Linked DNA regions of Homo sapiens: all the other regions are linked to region 3. A link is a contact called in ENCODE Hi-C or POLR2A ChIA-PET data. All regions are on one chromosome and are shown on one strand. The core of a region is the stretch at or near the end of the contact, and the rest is flanking DNA. Distances in the headings are between cores, read along the strand shown.

What was found. A loop is a pair of places that touch in the nucleus more often than their neighbours do. ChIA-PET counts read pairs that join two places held with the same protein, here RNA polymerase II (POLR2A). Pooled maps may share reads with other maps.
Region 1: a loop to region 3 is called in a map of CD8-positive, alpha-beta T cell, with 24 times the contacts of the local background. The contact joins the promoter of SERPINB8 here to the promoter of LMAN1 in region 3. A Hi-C loop is called at or near these places in 3 of 168 maps with a recorded cell type or tissue (CD4-positive, alpha-beta T cell, CD8-positive, alpha-beta T cell and naive thymus-derived CD4-positive, alpha-beta T cell), 1 of 37 single-sample maps with no recorded cell type and 16 of 50 pooled maps.
Region 2: a loop to region 3 is called in a map of psoas muscle, with 19 times the contacts of the local background. The contact joins the enhancer-like site here to the promoter of LMAN1 in region 3. A Hi-C loop is called at or near these places in 1 of 168 maps with a recorded cell type or tissue (psoas muscle), 1 of 37 single-sample maps with no recorded cell type and 3 of 50 pooled maps.
Region 4: a map of ascending aorta shows a loop between it and region 3 (5-fold over the local background). The contact joins the promoter of PHLPP1 here to the promoter of LMAN1 in region 3. A Hi-C loop is called at or near these places in 3 of 168 maps with a recorded cell type or tissue (CD4-positive, alpha-beta memory T cell, ascending aorta and naive thymus-derived CD4-positive, alpha-beta T cell) and 13 of 50 pooled maps.
Region 5: a loop to region 3 is called in a pooled map, with 15 times the contacts of the local background. The contact joins the promoter of VPS4B here to the promoter of LMAN1 in region 3. A Hi-C loop is called at or near these places in 1 of 37 single-sample maps with no recorded cell type and 9 of 50 pooled maps. POLR2A ChIA-PET finds 5 or more read pairs at or near these places in 1 of 52 experiments (CD8-positive, alpha-beta memory T cell).

Annotation. Positions count from the first base shown.
Region 1 is chr18:63,968,308-63,971,920 of GRCh38, reverse strand. SERPINB8 (serpin family B member 8) reads right to left here and starts at 1,840. Exons shown (of 7, transcript NM_002640.4): 1 at 1,751-1,840. It overlaps LOC105372165 (a long non-coding RNA gene), which reads left to right and starts at 1,417. Exons shown (of 3, transcript XR_935576.3): 1 at 1,417-2,598. It also overlaps a transcript of HMSD not described here. RefSeq lists silencers at 1,139-1,358, 1,429-1,488, 1,499-1,698 and enhancers at 1,172-1,466, 1,759-1,928, 1,959-2,008.
Region 2 is chr18:55,336,626-55,340,474 of GRCh38, reverse strand. All of the region lies in intron 8 of TCF4 (transcription factor 4), which reads left to right. Among named protein-coding and RNA genes, the nearest start is that of TCF4-AS1, 110 kb to the left of the region's middle. Within about 2 kb of position 2,239, at least 16 of the 41 ENCODE cell types and tissues checked have a DNase peak (open chromatin) inside an H3K27ac peak, as active enhancers do; they include psoas muscle, where a contact is called at or near this core.
Region 3 is chr18:59,357,062-59,360,955 of GRCh38, reverse strand. It overlaps LMAN1 (lectin, mannose binding 1), which reads left to right and starts at 1,691. Exons shown (of 13, transcript NM_005570.4): 1 at 1,691-1,925. The coding sequence starts at 1,712. RefSeq lists a silencer at 1,407-1,706 and enhancers at 1,737-1,926, 2,117-2,166, 2,177-2,276.
Region 4 is chr18:62,714,133-62,718,169 of GRCh38, reverse strand. PHLPP1 (PH domain and leucine rich repeat protein phosphatase 1) reads right to left here and starts at 2,629. Exons shown (of 17, transcript NM_194449.4): 1 at 911-2,629. The coding sequence starts at 2,486. RefSeq lists silencers at 1,046-1,165, 1,266-1,365, 1,676-1,815, 2,026-2,255, 2,606-2,895 and enhancers at 1,246-2,208, 3,166-3,275, 3,366-3,425.
Region 5 is chr18:63,420,462-63,424,089 of GRCh38, reverse strand. It overlaps VPS4B (vacuolar protein sorting 4 homolog B), which reads left to right and starts at 1,614. Exons shown (of 11, transcript NM_004869.4): 1 at 1,614-1,857. The coding sequence starts at 1,831. RefSeq lists an enhancer at 1,447-1,746.

The DNA of each region.
Region 1 (3,613 bases), core at 591-3,090, 4.6 Mb before region 3:
GCCAAGAATGTGGCAGGAAGACAAAGGGCATGGTTTGTGTGGTGCCCCTGGGGTGGGTTTCTATGGTTTCCTGTGAGCCACGTGGTAGTGAGATAGGACGGACCCTTATGCCACATTTAGGAGTTTGAACTTGAGATTATGGTCTGGAAAGCCATGCATGGTTTTTAAACAAACGTCTCATATGAGTGCATTGGGGCTTTAGAAAGATAACCCGGCTCAGTATTTGGTATGAAAAGAGGCTGGGGAGCTGGCGCGTAGGCCACCACCATGGGCCAGGGACTGCTGAAAGCAGAGGGATTGTCTGCAATAGAGAAGTGGGGGCTGGAATTGCCAGGCAGTGACTGCTCACATAGGGACAGAGCACAGGAGGGCCCAGTCCCGAGGCGCCTAGCTGTTATAAATTCATACTCAGGGTGGGTCGTGAACCACTGGAATTTTAAATGAGGAGTCAGGCTGGAATGGGGAATATGACTTGTTCCATTTGAGATGCGTGGAACACACCATACCAGGTGAACCTGTAACAAAGACAGCCAAGGATGTTTGTAAACAGTTAGGGACGGGGATGAGTAGACTGTCTAGAGCCAGAGACCTGGAGCCATCAGCATCCCGATTCCGAGAGGTTCCATGAGAATGGATGAAACTACACAGAACATCTAGTGGAGGCACAAGGGAAGAAATCCACCTATTTCTGTGGAATTTCCAATATCTGGAGGTAGTAAAAGGAAGAGACAGAGGAGGGCGAGGGGAGAGCGCGCGCGCGAAACGGAGACTGAGACCCAGCCATCAGGGTGTGCTGGGAGAACTGGGGAGACGAGTCTGCCCCTGCGAGTGGACCCAGGGAAGAGGGCGCGGTCTACGCAGAGCCCGAGGCAGGGAAGCGGGAGGGGCCCGGAGAGCAGCCCTGGGTGAGGCCCTTTGGAATGGAGAGGTCTCAGGAGTGAAGCAGCAGCCAGAGGACTGAGAGTGTCTGGAAAGTGAGGAATTGGTTAAAGTAACGCCGGTGGCTGCAACAGAGAGGGGCGTAGGTGAAGAAGCACCCCCAACCCCATCCCATTTGAGAGGAAGCAGACAATGAAGAAGAGAATATGAAAGATACAGAAAGATGAAGGCAGGGGTGGAAAGAACGGAGGGGGGGGACAGGAAGGGAAGGAGAAGGTGCAACCAATAGGCTGTAAGCACAGGGGCAAGCTTGGGCGCCAGGGGAGCAGGGACTCGGCGCCTCCCCGATCTGCCCCAGGCGCCACGGAAATTCCAGGCCCCGCCACCCGCACTCCCGGAGCCTCCTCCGCAGCGGCGGCTCCTCCCACTCGCCCTCCCGGGGCTCCCGCCCAAGCTTCCGGCGCTTCCAAACTCACTGCTCGCGTCACCCCCCGCTCCCATCCGGCAGCAAATCACAGCGCAGCAAATCGCAAGCCTAGAAACAGACGCTCCCTCTCCAGGGGCAGCTTCCTATTCAGGGCGGGTCTGGGCGCACCTGTTCTCGGGACCCGGCCCTCGGCCTTCGCCGGGTCTCGCGGTGGGGCTTGGGACCCCGGCTGGTGCCAGGGCGACCCCCACAGCCCCGCGACTCTCTTTCCCGGCCGCCTCCCGCCGTCATTCTCCTAGTTCCTGCCCGCCTTTGCCTCGCTCTGATTCCTGCTCTGGCCTTCCTCCCTTCCCCTCTCTCACGCACTCCAGGGAAGAGGTGGCCTCCGCGGGAACCTGGGCACCTCCGTGCCTGCCCCGCCCGGTACCTGGCAGAGGCCCCCACCTCCTGCTGCTGCTGCTGCTGCCGCCGCCGCCGCCGCCGCTGCTGCTTTGACTATTCCTCCTTTGTAGATGCTTCACGTCCGCCTTGATTGAGGGCAAGGCTTCCGGCAGATGACTCAGAACCGTTCGATTGCTCTGGCTTGTGCAATCCCTGATTCTTTGGGCCTGTGTGGATGTCTGTGGGCACCGGAGAGAGGGCCAGTGCCTGGTCCTTGGAGGGTGGTTTTTATAAAAAGTGTACACATTGGCTATTGTCCTTTTTTCACCGTTGATTCACGTTTGACTCCACTGTAGTTAGACGTCCACCCAAACATTCTCTGAAATTGCTCCTGATAAGGATACTAATCATTTTCTAATTGCCTTGGCCAAAAAATACATCCCAGGTCTTATTTCATTTTGTTTGTTGGCGACATTTAGCCCTTTCTTCTTTGACCTTCCCAGGATTTCCAGAGCACCCTTCCCTTCTTTCCTGACTCCTTTGCTTGGTATCCTGATTCCTTTCCTACCATTCTAAGCCCTCTTCTTTTCATTATAATATGATCTTCTTGTATGACCTCCACTATATCCATAGGTTCATGTTTCAACTTTTAACTTATTTCTTCAAAATCTCTAACCTGTCTCGAGCCGTAGATGTTACCTGTGTACTACTGGACATCTCTCAGAAACCTGGGTGTGTCCCTCCGCAGTTCTTTTAACTAAATGATCAACAGTCCTGTTACTTCTATCACTTTTGTGTTCCTCCTGTCCATACTCTGTCACCTCTATCATGTCTCATGTCTCTCCTAAACAATTAATTTTCCTACCTACAGTTCTGATCCATGCCAACCTATTGCCTACTCTGAAGTTCAGGTAAACATTCCAATTCTAATTATTTTATACCTCAGTTTAAAATCCTTTATAACATCCTCTTATCCAAAAAGATAAATTAGAAACTATTGAGCAAGGAGTGTAAGCCTCTTCACGTCTTGATTTCTCCCTTCTTTTCTTTAGAGCCATAGCAAATTATTTACATTCCTTCATATCCTCTGTTCATATACATGGGGTTCCTGGCATGCAAGCTTGTCTTTCAAAATTCAGTTCAAATAATGTCTCCTGCAGGAAGCTCTCACAGAGCTCTCCAGTTTGGGAATTCTGCTTTTAAAGATGCACATTCCCACTCTGCACCCCAAACCAATTAAGTAAAGATCTCTTGGAGGAGGGAACCCAGCAGCAGTATTTTGTAAAACTCGCTCAGTGATTTCCCTGTGGAATCCTAAAAGTAACTGTTCCCAAGAACTCTCCTCAATAAGTCTTGGTGCAGGATTCACCCCCATCTTTTCTCCATGACTTTGAAACCCCTCTCTCTAGTGGCTACAGACTCACATTTGAACTGTGCCCAAACTTACCGGCTCTGCCAGTTGAAAATGCCAAGGTCACTTCCCCATTGTGCATCAATTTCTCCTTGTTGGTCAGAACTAGATCCAGACTTTGGGCCCCACTTTGTCCATCCACTCCTTTTCCTCTTTGACCAGCAAAACAGATTAAAAGATGAAAAATGCTTGTTTTCCTCCGTGAAACTTCCAGCAAATGCCTGGTGGTTTGAAGTCCTTTACAAAGGATATAATTTGGCCCCTGGGAGTTTGGTTGTAAACACAGATATCCCATGTAGGAAACACAGTGCGTGCAGGTGCAAAGAGGCACAAGATAGCACCATGAAAACCATGACGTATCCAGGCCTGCAGTGGTACAGATAGTGTGGATGAGGCACTGCAAGACAACGTCTGATGTGTCCACAGGGCCATGTCGTGAAGGCCATGTGGACGCTGTTGGTGGTGTTTCTTCGTTCCCTTGTGGACTATGGGGAAACACAAAAGGATTTTAAGCT
Region 2 (3,849 bases), core at 990-3,489, 4.0 Mb after region 3:
GTAGCTGGGTACACAGGTTCACAACCACCACACCTGGCTAATTTTTTTCTTTTTTTTTGGTAGAGACAGGGTCTCCCTGTGTTTCCCAGGCTCTGCAAACCCATCTCTATCAAACCAAGACACGTAGTCAGCCCTTTTAATCATTAGACCTAGTGGTCTGCAAAGTTTGTGTTGGAAATACTTTATCTTCTCTCTTTTGAACTGGTACATCGGCTGTGATGCCCGGAGCTGCTTATACTGTGGTTCCCTTGGCCAATAATTTGTTTATGCCTAAATCAGCCTTGCCTCTAAGTGATAAGGAGATACGTGCTTTTTCTTTTGTTTTGTGTCAGTGGTATTCTCTAATAGGCCGGGAACGGGTCTGCCCAAGTGATGCACAGCCCCTTGGTGGGGCTGGCTATAGATCCCCCCGCAAAACTGAAGGTTAGGCCTAAGATATTAGCTTTGCCTGGCAAGATGAAGATGTGTGGACTAGGTAGACCTGTGTGGCAGTCTGTTTCTTTTATAAAGTAAACAGAGTTCAGTTTGTTTAGGACTGCTTAGGTAGATTTCTTACACTGAGCAGGAATATTTGTACAGATGTTTTAAGGTAAAGTCAAAGAATGGCTAGATTGTAGCCTTTGACGCATTATAATGTATCTTTTCTCAGTGCCCCTGTTGAATTCACAAAAGAAAAGGTATTTTTGATCATCGGCTATGAGAAACTTAAAACACTTTTTTTTATATATAAAGGCTGATTTAGTTAACTCTTCTTGCATTTAAAGAAAAAAACATCTGCTGAAAGTAGGGAGGGGGGAGGTGTGAGCGGAAGCGTGGTCTCCACATTCCACAATGAATGTCTTTTCCCAGCCAATTTTAATTTGCAGAAAAACCAGGCACTGAGTTAGATTCCTCGGGAAAAGTCCCTGTTGGCTGATGAGCCCTGAACTTCTTCCGTGTACACCCTGAACAGGGACTGATGCTTCAGTTCACAGAGATAATTTTTCTCTGGAAAGCCGATAGATCCGATTTAGCCACCCCTCATTTGTAGTCATTGCCACCTTGTGGATTACAAAGGATATTGGTTTTCATCAAACTTCCATTTCGATTTGGCTTTTTATGGCAAGTACACGTTGGCAGTGGATTGCCGTGTTCCTCACCAAAAGGATCCTGGTTTGTTCAGCAACACCTCACTTCTCCACTCACAGTTCATTTATGATTCTGATGAGAGTGTTTTTTCAGGAAACACACATTTCACTTTTTGACCTAGGAGCATCTGTTAGAATTTTTTTTTAATACTACTTTGGCATTCTGAAAGTGTTAATGTCTTTCATATCTGTTTAATGCTATTTAGGGATATTTATGATCACCTCTTGGTTACTCAGGGTAAAGTGTGTCGCAATTTTTTTTAAACAGACAGGAAAGCATTCACATGAGGAAACAGATTGCTTTAAACATGTGCTTCCTGTGACAGTAAAAAGAACAAATTAGATTTAACACTGTGTAATGAATGCATAAATGTGTACATTTAAGCTTTTAAAAGCTTTATGTTCAGTTCTGGTCACAACAAAAATTGAGTCACCTGTAAAAATTAAAGATGCCCAGGGTACTCTCAGACTTTTGAAATGCCCAGCAATTGCAGTCCTCACCTGACGATGCCTCGTTGGAATTATAAAAAGCATGATCTATTAGTGCTGGAGAGAACTAGAACATTACAAGGCACATTCAGAGGTTAAACCAGGTTACAGTCAGATTCCGTACATTTAGCAAATAAATCAGAATTTGTTGTGGGGGGGAGAATACTTCACTCTCATCTTCCTCCCTAAGAATCAATGAAAAAATCAATTTTCGGGAACCCCATATATTCCTCTGTCTTTCATGAAAGAAAAAGAAGGAAACCTGATGTTTACTTACTAGCATTTACTACAATTTAATTATATAAGAAAATGACTCTTTTTCTTATGTAATTCAGTTTGTGTTTTGTATGCTGGCAGGGAGTGAATAGAATCTGAGTTAATATTTCCAGTTAGACTAGAGTGTGGAATTGGAGGGCCTGAATCCTCTCCCCGGAAGAAGAGGCACTCATGGCCATTTCTGTCTGAGCCTGCGGATAGTGCCTCTCCGTCCCCTGTGCTTTCAAAGCTAAGGATTTGTGGCACGCTTGCCATCTCTCTGGCCAAGGAGGGCCAGGAGAGAGTCCCTCGGGGGAGGGCACATAGTTTGAGGACATCTGACTCTCTTCTATCACATACTGAGGTACTAATATCAAAACAGACTGCTTGTCGTCGCACGGTGGGGCAGTGCTTTTTTTGGCTGCCGTGGTCGAAATGAAATGGGCAAGCTGTAGTCCGCTTGGCATCAGAATGGGCTAAGGGAAGCAGGGAAATCAGAGTCAGACTGTGAATGCAAGTCACAGCCAATGGTTAACTTCCTTTTTGTGTGTCACTTGGCAGCAGCGAGACTGATGGTGATTTTTTTTTTTAACATGGGTGAGAGTTCAGTGCCCTAGGAAGAGCCGTAGATGCTGTTATTGTGCTTCCTCATACAGTTGACTTGTGTTGATTTCTTGAGGCCAGTACAGCTGTTCCAAGAGCCAGCTCCAGGAGCTTTGTGTGTATGTACATGGCCATCGGACGTCGGATGAAAAAGGTAAACAGATGAGAGGTGATCCATACAAAATCTCACTGCTGATCACTAGGCAGTCTTAGGGGAATCAGGTTCTGGCATAAGGCAATAATACCAAAGAATAATATATAGTGCACTTGAAGGGATACTCCCTTGTATACAGACACCCAAAGATATTTTTAAATTATCACCACTCCGCACCCCTCATCTCACATACAGGATTCAAATCAATTTTGGACTGTCTGGAAAATGTAGGACTAAAATAGCCAGATTGAATTCAGATAAAATTACCTTCTGCTTTTTTGGGAGGTTGTTGCTTTTTGGTTAGCCACATTATTTTCTTTGAAGATTCATTTGGAAGAGAGTTTGGTAGAATTTCTAGCCTCTCTCAAGATTTTCCTCCCATTTCTCTGTTTGCAAAGAGCTGTTCCCCAAAGGCAAAAAGAGCGAGTTGCCATCTTGAGCGAATTGTATGTTTAGTGAACACCAAATGGTCTCAGAGTTACCCTAAATTTTCATTATATCTGGTTGCTTTCAAATACTATTTATTCCCCTCAAAACTCCTAACCATTTATATAAGATATCAGTAAGATGACCAACTTCTGACAACCCAAAAGCAGGGAAGGAAGCTTAGAAATAGAATACCATTTGTCTGGTAATTAGAGTGTATCTCTTAAGAGTTCGAGAGAATTCTGATTAACCTTTCTGTTCCCACATTCTCACGTAAAATTAGCACACCTTTTAAATTATTATCTAGTATTTAAACACATATTTTTGAGTCTTCTTAATGCAACAGGTTCTGGGGACACTAAAAGTGTGTTATAGTTTTCTAAAAAACTTCATTTTTCTTACATTTTAAATGTTCTGTTTGTGCAAAATTTCGAGAATCACCATAAGGGCTTCTTTGCATTTTTAATTTAGTAACTAACATATGAATAAATTTGCATATTAATTAGTTGCAGATTAAATCATGCATACATAATTGCCTCCTTACTGTGTTTAATGTTTGTCAAAATCTCCAGCCTGGTTTGATGGATGTCGTATGAAAGATTACAATTTGATGTACCCTTGGAAGTATTTACACCAATAATGCAAGATTCTTAATAGCAGAATTTTCTAGTTATATACAGTTACTAATAAACATGTAAGATAGGTACATGTCCCTTTGACTAAAATTTTTTTCTTTGCACCAAATCATTTACTATTCATAATCATTAATGCATCTCCTAATTATACAGCATATGT
Region 3 (3,894 bases), core at 442-2,941:
TTCAGGTCCCTCATGAGTTCAAATCATGCGTAATGAATTGAAAATACTTAATATACATAATGTTTAACATAAAACGGTTCTTAAGATTGAAGGCTTCAATGATAGAATGGCTGGAATTGAAACCTACCTCTGCCACTTACTGTGTGACATTGGGCAAATTATTTAATCTATGCTTCTGTTTCCTCATCTGTAAATGGAAATATTAATGGCATCTACCTTAGAGGGCTGCTGTCAGCATTCAATAAGTTAACATATGTTGAAGGCTTAGTGCAGTTACACACAGAAAGCACTCAGTAAGTGTTTGCCATTTTTATAACATTAATGTTTGTTTAACAAATATTTATGGAATCTTCACTCTGTGCAAGGCATAGAGCTGGTTGCCAGAGCAATGAGAGAACCAAAGAAAATAAAATGATTAAATCCTATGGGTTGAAAACCATGGAGAGTCCAGGGCAATGACGCACATACACCATACAGTGGATAAATGTTTGTTACTGCTGCTGCTGAGATAGCAGTAAGTATGGTACTTTCATTTAAATTACATCTCGAGACTAGCAGGCGGAAAGCCTTAAATCCATATTCAACTTGAAGGTTTTATTTGAGCACTAGAAAGAGATTTAACAGTAATGGCCCATGAATCCGAAGATGGGATTCAACTTCCAAAACTGGGAAGTTAATGAAAAATAAGTTTAAGTAATGCGGGTATTGAGTCCCTAGGGCTAGTGTGGCGTTCATGTAGCCCACACGAACAGAGCTAATAAAAAGCCATGTGTAAAAACAATATAAATCATACTGCTGTTTCTTGGACTTGAAAAACTCATCATGACACATTTTTGAAAAAACAAAACTTTGGATTACCATGAATATTTTGACGATATTTTTTCCTAAGCAAGGGAAAGAGGAGTCCCCTTTAAAATATAGAACGTATTCATTGAGTGGAAGACCGATCCTATATCAAATGTCCAGGTTCTACAGACGCCTGGGTCCATAGCACATTATCCCTCTCACCAAAACCAAACCAAACCAAAGTCAGTTTCATTTGAATGCACTCTTGCCATGGTTTCAAAATTTGGAAAGCTCTTGGAATTAAATTTTGAGATGTAAAGGCTGGCTGACAAATTCACAGAAACCCTCTTTCCGACACCAACTTATAAATCCTAAGGCATCCTACAACCCCGTGGGTGCTGGTTTCTAGTTTGCAACGCTCTAACATAGCTTGGTAGAGCTCAGTGGGCTGGGACCATAAGCATTCGGGATTGTGCCACTGAAAAACTGATGTCACATCAAAAGGAACACCTTTCTTCTAATATACTAAAAAGGTTTTGTACAGGCTGGGTCCAGAGGTCTTAGGGCTAGCCAATTCCTGCTCCCAGGTATTCTAAGAAGCCGGAGAAAGCTCCCTGCAGGTAAGGACCCATCGGCGCTTCCCGCACTCTGCCGCGCGGGAAGCGAAGGTTGGAGTCCTTTCCCCACCCCCGGAGGGTGGGCGGGGCCGAAGGACCGCACCGCCCCAGACCCGCCCCCTGCGCGTGGCCCCGCCCACAGCTGCTCCTGGCCGTGCGGCCGCGCGGAAAGCGGAGGCCGGGGGCGGGGCTCACCCCTTGCCCTTGGGGGTCCCCCGGGCTCTGCCAATCAGCGAGCGCCCTGTTGGCCATCCGCAGCCATCCGCGCCCCTCCCTCTCCCGCCCTCCTCCGCGTTCCAGAATCCAAGATGGCGGGATCCAGGCAAAGGGGTCTCCGGGCCAGAGTTCGGCCGCTGTTCTGCGCCTTGCTGCTGTCACTCGGTCGCTTCGTCCGGGGCGACGGCGTGGGAGGAGACCCCGCGGTCGCGTTGCCACATCGCCGTTTCGAGTACAAATACAGCTTCAAGGGGCCGCACCTGGTGCAGAGCGACGGGACCGTGCCCTTCTGGGCCCACGCGGGGAGTAAGCCGGAGCAGAGGGCTGGGGGCCGGGTTCCTCTCCCCCTTCTGCTGCCTCTTCGCCTTTCATCCGCGGCTACCCTGGTGTGCTGAGGTTCCCGTTCCAGCAGCTGCACACCATATGCGCTGTGGAGGGGACCCTCCTGGCAGCCCCTCCGCCGGGTCCCTCCTGGTTCGCACGGTTCCCTCCGCTTGTCCCCGAGTCTTTCCCTCACCCATTCTGTTCTCTCTCACCCGCCTGCTGTCTTCCCTTCTTTGATCTCGTCGGTACTTTCCGTTGGATCTAGAGGTGTTTGGTTACCTCCTACACTTCCTAGCACTCAAACTTGCTTCTAGGTATCATGTTTCACAACGCCACGTCTCTAGGAGAAATGTGCCCTACCCCCAGCCATCCCAACCTGAGACATGTTCTAGAAGCCCCCTTACTTCCTTTCCCGCTTCCACCCCCCACCCCCGATCCCCGATTTCTTTGCTCCGGTGTTAGCAATGGTTAATGCTTCGCTTGAACCCCATGCCCACTGACGGCTCCTGAGATGGCATATAGTAGTATTAGAGTAATTTTTTAAGTCTTTGTATGTCAGAAGACATTCTTATACTGTTGGAACTACACATTTTCCTCTCAGTGACTTGGTGTGGTCTTTGATCTTTTCTCTCGTAGTAACACATTATGTAACTTTTTAGGAGAAGGGATATATTTTTAGGGATTGATTGTTTCTGAACCTGAGACTAAGAATAGCATTACATTTTTAGCCCTTTAAAAAAATTGGAAGCATTGAAATAATCTTGGGTTCATATTTTATTCACTCTCTGTGTTTGGCACTTTTGTAGATAAGAGAGCCTTGCTAGAGCATTTACTTACGTGAAAGAAAACATATCTGCACTTTTTAGTGCTGATGTGTCACTGCTGACTAAGGAGTCAATCGTAGCACTTGGCATGACATAAGCTCTGTTCAGTGACCATCAGATATACCCGTTGAACAAGTGGCAAATGCCTTTATATGAGATGAGGAGCTCTGGCAGTTTGAATTCTATCTTTGTGTGTGATTAATCTTTTTTTTTTTTTTTTTTTTTACTATAAGGTTTAGGGTACATGTGCACAACGTGCAGGTTGGTTAGTATGTATACATTTGCCATGTTGGTGTGCTGCACCCATTAACTAGTCATTTAACATTAGGTATATCTCCTAATGCTATCCCTCCCACCTCCCCCATAAGTAATCTTTTATATAAGGTTTTTATACATCACTTTAGATTATCCAGTTCTTGAAACAAAATGTTTCATTTCTAGAAAGTAATTACTGAATAGGAAGCACCCTTTTAGGAAGCGCTATTTCTCTCAAATTAATGTGTAATTGAAAGGTATAGATTTTAATTTGACTTAATGACCAAGTCATTAAGTAGTTGAAGTAGAGTGCAGTTATTTCGTTACTCAGCAGTCATTTATTATGTGCCCATGCAGCAAGGGTATATTACTGGGCATTTGTTATCAAGGTATCTCTATTCTTGATACACAAAGGTGATGCAAATGATATCAAACACAAGTTTTTGGAGTTTTTGTTTCTATTTGTGGGATGATGAATTATTCAGTAGTGATGGATTTGTTCACACATTTTCACTTCTACACCTCTCCACTGCCTGCCTGTTCTTCTATCCCTTTTCTCTTTTTCTCACACTCACATACACTACATTAGCCAATTAGGAATGTTAATCAACTAGTCAAATCAGCTACCTTGACTTCCTTTACAGAGCCGGAACCAACTAATCTATTCTGCTGCAGAAATGTCAAGATAATGTACCAGTAAATTAAAGCCGTGTGGCTAGAATGAATTTGAAACAAAGTATTAGTATTTTAGCCATGATTTATCTGGCTACTGGCTCTGGGAATCTCTGCTATAGACATCCCTTGCTTTCATTGTCACTGTAGTTTTTGCATAAGCCTCACTGTAACTACATTGATCATTTTTTTCTTTTCGT
Region 4 (4,037 bases), core at 1,380-3,879, 3.4 Mb before region 3:
TAGAAAACTCAAGTACAATATCCAGCATCTATAGCTCCTGAATTTAGTACTAGCCAAATCTTCAGCCAAAAGAGAAACATTACATGGGTCACCCCTAGTCAAGAATTTGCTAATGTACTGAAACAAGACGGGGGAAGATTTCAGGACACATCTGAAGAAATAGCAACCACTTAAATCCTTCTTGTGAACCTTCCTGCAAGGCGTATTGCGGTGGTCAGTTCTGACCATAAAGGCTGGAAGAAAATGAGAGAAACAGGCAAAATCTTTTTTTTTATGCAAGACAAACTTGCAGACGAAACAGAAATCGAGCAAAAAAAGCGCTGGGGAAAAGTATCAGTTAAAAAGGCACCCTTTTGTCAGATTTCTAATGAGGGCTCCGTGGGTAATTTATGAGTGTGGCAGAGCTGAATAAACAAAGGCACCAGTTGACAAGTCAGGAGCTCCCGGTGGCACATACAGCTAGAACGCTCAACTGGACAGTCAAATGCAGGCAAAAGTGTGATAGAGCATTTTTATTGTCATTTCTTCTGTCCGTCTTATGCTCACGTGACAGTTTACCTGAAATCCCAAACTGCCTGAAACCCAACATGCCCCTGAGGAAGCACCTTTATGGTTAAAGGTGCTCTTGCCGCTTTCAGAGGGATCTGCTTCCTGTACTTCCTGGTGATTCAGCCACCTCTTTCACATTGCTTTCCAACCTCTGAGCCCTCAAGATTGATAAAACGTGCAGATTTAAAGATTGCTCAATCTAGTACTACACAGACTGTATGAAAAAGCTGTAAAGTTTAAGACAAAGACTCATCAGGACCCGCACTTACTCTTGGGTTGGGCAAACTGACAAGCAATTTGAATCACTCCTCGGTCCTCGGCAGCTTTTGCAACCACCCGTCAAGGCAGGTGACTTCCTTACCTGCATAGAAGCGGATGAGGCAGCCAATCTCCGAGTCCATGCCTTCCTCCTGCACCCTCCACAGCTCCCCAAATCCCAGTTGGAAGAGGTAGTCATTTTGGATCTGCAATGGCTTCTCCTCCGCCTCCAAGCGCCGGGTGGTCTCTCCGTGGAGCTGCACGTACAGGGTGGGCGGCGGGGGCGGCGGAGGCGCCTTCTCCGCGGTCACCCCGCTCCTCCCGGGGGTAGACTGGAGGCCTCCCGGGGCCACGGCTGCCGCTGCCTTCTCCTCGCACGACCCCTCGCGGACGGCCCCGCCCGGGCTGTCAATGGCCCTCGGGGCTTTCTGCTGCGGCTGAGGCGAGGAAGCCGTCTGGGGAAGCGGGAGGGGCTGCGCGGGGTGGCCGGGACGGCGGGGCTGGCCCGGGACCCCCGTCGGGGCCGAGGCTGCGTCGGCCTCGAGCTCTTCCGACGACGACGAGGAGCCGCCGCCGCTGCTGTAGGGGTCCAACCGGTCAGACACGCTCTCGGCGCTGGGACTCAGACTGAAGCTCTCGGTGTCGGAGACCACAGGCCGTGGGGCGCGGGGCGAAGAGACAGGGCCCCCAACGAACGGCTCGCCGGGGCTGGAGTCCGAGGGCGCTGGGCTGGCGCGGCGCGACCACCCGCCCGGGCCGCCGACGGGCAGGGGTAGGTCGGCGGGGGGCGCGCGCGGAGGCCCCCCGAAGGCACCCGGCGCGCTCCTCGCGGGCGGTACCTCCGAGTCCCGCGGCTCCGGGGGCGCCAGCCGGGGGCCGGCCTCGGGGGGCGGTTCAGCGGGCTCCCGGGCGGCGGCGGCTCCGGGCCCCTGGCCCAGCACCTTCACCACGCCGCCGCCTTTGTGGCCCAGCTGCAGCAGGCGGGCGGCCACCTCGCCGGCCGTGGTGTCCAGTGTGCAGAGCACCGGGCGCAGGTAGGTCGAGGCCATGTGGCGGTCGAAGACGTGCACGCAGCCGCGCTGGAGCTGGTGCCTCACCCAGTCCCGGTCCGACGGCTGCAGCTGCAGCGTCTGCCGGTGCTTCAGAAGCAGCGTCTTCCTGTCCAGGCTCCGGGTGCACAGCGACGCCGAGGCCGAGCAGGAGGCGGGGAGGCCGGCAGCGCCGGGGGAGTGCGAGGCAGCAGCGGCCGAGGACGACGACGACGAGGAGGCGGCCGCGGCGGCCGCGGACAGATTCCTCTTCAGCCGCCCTCTCCTCAGCAGGAGGGAGTTGGCGCCGCCGCCGGCCCCGGGTACGGGGGCAGCCCCGCCGGCAATGGGCTGGGGCGCCCCGCGCCGCCTCCTGCGCCCGGCACCCCCCGCTCTGCCCGGCAGCGGCCCCGGCGGCGCCTCGCCTGGGGCCTCTTCCCGCGCCCCGCTGCCGCTGCCGTTCCCGCCGCTCGGGGCCGCCGGGGTCAGCGCGGGCTCCGGACTCCGGCCGCCCCCGGCCGCCGCCGCCAGAGCCGCCGCGGCCGCCGCTGCTGCTGCTGCTGCCGCAGCGGCGGCCGCCGGAGCCGAAGCTCGGTCCTCCCTGCCGAGCTCGGGGAGTCGCTGTACCGTGGCCGCGGCGGCGGGCTCCATTGCAGTGGGGCTTCGCGTTTCCCCCCCAGCTCCGGAGGCAGCGGGCGGAGAGGGAGGCGATGAGGCGGAGGTGGGAGACGGCGGCGGCGCGCGGAGAAGGGAGAAGCCAATGGCGTTGTGCGCGGCCGTTCCAGGGGATTATGTGGCGATTCGGAGCATTCCGTCGGTGTCTCAGTGTTCCATCCCGCGCGCCCGCCTCGCCGCCACCGCCCCCCCGACACACGCCCTCCCCGCCCGGGTCGCGGGCTCCCCAGCGCCGGCCCCGCCCGCTACCCCCGCCTCAACCCGGCGAACCAGCCGCGGATCTGGGCTCATTGAATATTAATCATGCGCCGGGAGCGGGAAGGCGGGAGGCTGGCAGGGCGGGAGGGCCGCGTGTGCCTCATAAATATTCATCGCCGGCATGACGGCATTCCAGGGAGGAGTGGGGAGAGCCAGGGGATGGCCGGAGGCGGAGCTTCAGGGTAAACAAACGTGACGCGTGCGTACGAGGGCGGGGTGGGGGGCAGTTTCCCGGGAGGTTCCTGAGCCGGCCTCGGAGAGGGCAGTGAAGACCGACGCGCGCGGTAAACCTTGGGAGTTGTGGTTCTCGTAAGGGGATCGGCAATCCCGAGGGAAACATGGTGGACTACAAGTCCCAGCGGTCCTTTGGTTCTGCTTCTCCTGGCCGCCAGCAGCTGGCCGTGGCCAGTGAGTATTGTGCCCTCTGCCGTTGAACTCTGTGCCAGAGTTCTTAATGAACACGAATGCTCATGTTCATTAACTTGTATTTTACCCGCACTCCAGCTTGCCAGATGACTTTTATTTTCCCTACTAATTAAAGGTGAGGGCTTTCAGGGACTGTAAACGTACGAAGGTCGCAGGTCCTGGTCCTCACCTGCGCCCATTGTATGAGATAGAGATACACACCCGTCACACCACAGCATCACTGGCAGTCTGAGTGGGCCAACCTCACTTTTTCCCCACTTTTTCAAGACCCAGGAAGACAGGCAGCGTCTGGGAATTCTAACTGAGGCTGTCGTTGAATGTGCTTGTTCGAAGGCACAACCCTAAGTCTGTCCTCTCCCTCTCCTGTACCTGAAAAGGAAAATAGCAAAGGACTGAGGTTTCATTGTTTCCCATTGCTCTTGAAGTCTGAAGTAGTTTAATGACACAGAAAGCACTGGTAAGTAGAAGAAACATTAGAATGGAGTATGAGATGGGCTTTTTCCACGTGTTCTGTCTTAACGTCTTCTCTGGTTTTTTTCTTTCATCATTCAGGGAAAAAAAAAATAGTTTCTACTGCCACAATGTTTAGTCGTGGTCTGAAAAGTTGTATTTTTCGTCAGTTGAATCAATGTTGTAATCATTGGGCAGTTTACTATTTAAAAGAATGTTGTACACCTTTTTAATTGAATTACCATTCCCCCAATTGCTTTGTAATTCGGGATTTTTCTTTTCTTTTTTTCTTTCTTTTTTCTTTTTTTCTTTTTTTTTTTTTTTTTTTTGGCCACAGAGTGGGTCTGTCGTCCAGGCTGGAGTGCGGTAGCGCGATCTGGGCTCACTGCAACC
Region 5 (3,628 bases), core at 365-2,864, 4.1 Mb before region 3:
CCTCGGCCTCCCAAAGTGCTGGGATTACAGGCGTGAGTCACCACGCCCGGCCCATCTTTGCTTAAATTATAAACTCAGTTTCTCCCACAGTTAGTTCAGCCTATGCTCAGGAATGTACAAGGACAGCTTGGAGGTTAAAAGTAAGATGGAGTTGGTTAAGTTAGATCTCTTTCACTGTCTCAGTCATCATTTTGCGAAGGCAAATTCACAAGTGGGAAGAAAGGACGGGTAGATGCAGGGCAGAGAGAGGGCTCTGTGCTTCGAGCCTGGATGATACAGATTTGGCAATACTATTCTAAGGAGAGACCAGAGAAAGAAGTTTAGGGTAGAAGGTAATTAATTAGAGTATGTTGAATTTGTCTTGCAGAAAAACCCTGTGAAGGAAACCTCTGGGAGGCTGTTGTAAATGCTGGGCTGGGGATGGGGTGGGTCTAGAGATCCAGATTTGAAGCAATTTCTAGTCTATTGATAGCTGAAGCTCAAGAAGAGAGTTAGATGAGCAGAGGTGAAGAGAGAAGAGGACATCAGACTCTTGAGTAAATTCAGCTTAAGCTCAGGGAGGAGTAAGAAAGGGAGACAGTGAAGGAAGCAGATAAGGAATATTGGGAAGCTGGACAAACAAGAACTGGGTAGTTGACAATACCAATGAAGAGGGAAGAGGAGAGGACTTTAATTCTTTCGGAGATGCCAGATGAGAAAAAATTAAGAAATGAGTGAGAAAAAAATGATGGAGTGATTAAACATCTATGTTGCTTTCCTTTGAGAATGTTAACTATGAAAAGAAGAAAAGGGTGGTGGTGGCTGCAAACCATAGGAAGGCTGAGAAAGGGTTTTACTTTGGTTCTGCCTCTAATCCCTGACGCATTCAACCTCCTCAAGCCATTTGCTTGTAAACATAACTGGCATAAATAATATCTGATATGCCCATTTTACAGGACAAGTGCTTCCCTCTCAGACCACATACTCGAGGACAGCGGCCGTCCACGCCTTATTTACATTCATCTTCCCAACACAACAGTCATTTGGAAGATGCCGAGTGGCGTGGGAAGAACAAGCGGGAACGAGCGCCGACCCGCCCGCGGCCTGACTGCTAGCGCACCGCTGTGCGGCCGCCTCACCGCGCACTCCCTCCTGAATTATTCACCACCGAGACGAGGACGGTGATCGCCCCCATTCCACAGAGGACACGGAGTGAAGGCGCAGTCACAGGCCCAAAGCCCCCAGTCGGCGGGTCTTGGAAATGGACGACTTTTTCACTCAAAAGCTACGAGGCAACAAAGCATGTGGATGAGGAGGGAAGGGAGCCGGGGCCAATAATTCATCTCAAAGTAAAAGACGTCCCCGGGGGTGGGGAACAAACAAACAACAAAACCCGGCTCTGTGCTTCCGCGCTTGCGCTCTCCTAGGTCTGCCAGGCTGCCGCCCGCGCCTAGGCCAGAGTCTCAGTGCGCCTGCGCCGAGCCCGACTTCCGCCAGGGCTCGATTGGCTTCCAGGCTACTTCTCCCGGCCCAGGGAGGGCCTGCGCTGTGGCTAGAGAAGGGAGTCTGGTGACTGGGTGCGCGTGCTGATGACGAAATCGGAAGTGCCCGGAGCAGAGGCGGGACCAGAACCTAGAGGGCCTCGGGATTGCGGAAGTTTGGTGGGGAGGGTCGGAGCTCTGGTGGAGAGAGTGTTGTCTAAAACAAGTTCCGGAAGGGAGGCTGCCCTTCGCGGTCCGAGAACCACCGGCCTCCCCAGTTTGAGGGCTGTTACCCCGTGCGCGCTTCGACGTTGCTGCTGTTGGCTCTCCTCGCCCCTCGTTCCCTTGGGAACCGCCTGGGAACTCCGCCATGTCATCCACTTCGCCCAACCTCCAGGTATCATTGCTCATCTCCCGTCCCCCTAGGGAGCTGGGATCGAGGGGAGGCGCGAGAAGCGGGTGGGGGGCGGGGAGAAGGGAGGAAGCGGCCGCGCCTGTGGTCGAGGCGCAGGAGGGCGGGTCCGGGGACCTGCAGCAGGTGGGAGAGGGGCCCGTTTTCCAACGGAAAGGTCGTTTCTGGCCCGCTCTTGGGGTCTCCCGAGCTACTGGCTTTGTGAGACTCTTCACTTTTGTTGACACTTCCCGCTTCCAAACCAGCCAAGATCTGGGCAGGTTTCTCCAATCAGGGTTAACGGAGAAAGAAAGAACGTAATTTTTGCAAAGCCCTATTCTGGACCAGTTGAAGATAGGGTGGTCATAGTTCGGTCTTAGTTTCTCAAGCTGACAGCAGACCCCTTCATTCTGAGCTGTCAGGTGAGTAGAGATATGGGAACAGACCAAGAATCTGAGATTACAGCCAGCCTGCATGCAATCTCCGTGAAGTCATTGAATTTATGTGCACACTCCTGTGGCTCCCAGATGGTAGTGTGTAAGATCGAGGAGTATTCTTAAACCTCTGTGTGGCTCCACTTCCCCTCCTCTACCGCAATGAGCACAGTGTTTTGTACACAAATCATGGAATCTTAAGATTTTAGGCTTAATCGTTAGTCCTCTGTGGAATGGAATTCGTTCAGAAAAGAAATTTCTTAATGTAATGGTGTCTCCCATCCCCAGAATGGATCTAGGGCTTCAGTGGCGTTTAGAATGTAATGTGGCTTAATGTAGAGGACTCCCAGTCCAGTAAGTCAATAAGGCACAAAAGAGTAGCCTAAAATACTTGTATTGAGTCCCCGTCGTGGACTTCCGGTAGTTTGTTGAACAAGCAGTTATTGGAGTGCCTGACAGAGGCATCAAAGGTAATGGAAGAACTCCTTAACCCATGATAATTGATTCTGAAGAAAGACCACTCAAAGTAGACCCACTTAAACAGAGATTAAAATTTCACACACACATACACAAAAAGAGTGGGAAAGGAGGCTTGCTTGGGACTTTCATCTTGAAAATCGACCTAGAAGATTATTAAAATAATTGTTATCTTTCACAAAATATTATAATTGTATAATTGCAACAATGACTCATTTTGTGGAATAAGTCAAGTGTTGATTTGTCTGTGTTTTTTTCCTTTTCTTTTCTTTCTTTTTTTTTTTTTTTTTGAGACGGAGTCTTGCACGGTCGCCCAGGCTTGAGTGCAGTGGCGTGATTTCAGCTCACTACAACCTCCACCTCCCAGGTTCAAGCGATTCTCTTGCCTCAGCCTCCTGAGTACCTGGGACTACAGGCACCCACCACCACGCCCAGCTAATTTTTGTATTTTTAGTAGTAGAGATGAGGTTTCACCATGTTGGCCCAGGCTGGCCTCTTGACCTCAGGTGATCCGCCTACCTCAGCCTCCCAAAGTGCTGGGATTACAGGCGTGAGTCACCGTGCCCGGATGACTATCTTTTTCACCAAGGTTGTATTAAACTAAGATTCAGCAATCTTCACTTGAGTTTTTTGTAGCTTTTTGTAGTCCTATTTGGAAAGGTTCTTTTTGGTAAACGTATTTGGAAAAAGCGTTGGTCATTTGGTAAAAGTATTTTTCCCTTGAGTATTAAAGGTGACTCTTCTGAAGTGCCCATCTTGTCATCGTTGGCTTTTTAACAATTTTTATTCCACCAGCTTTTCATTTGTCAGAGACTTTGCATGTGATTTCGATACTCTACAACATAATCTTCATCATTTGCAGGTTT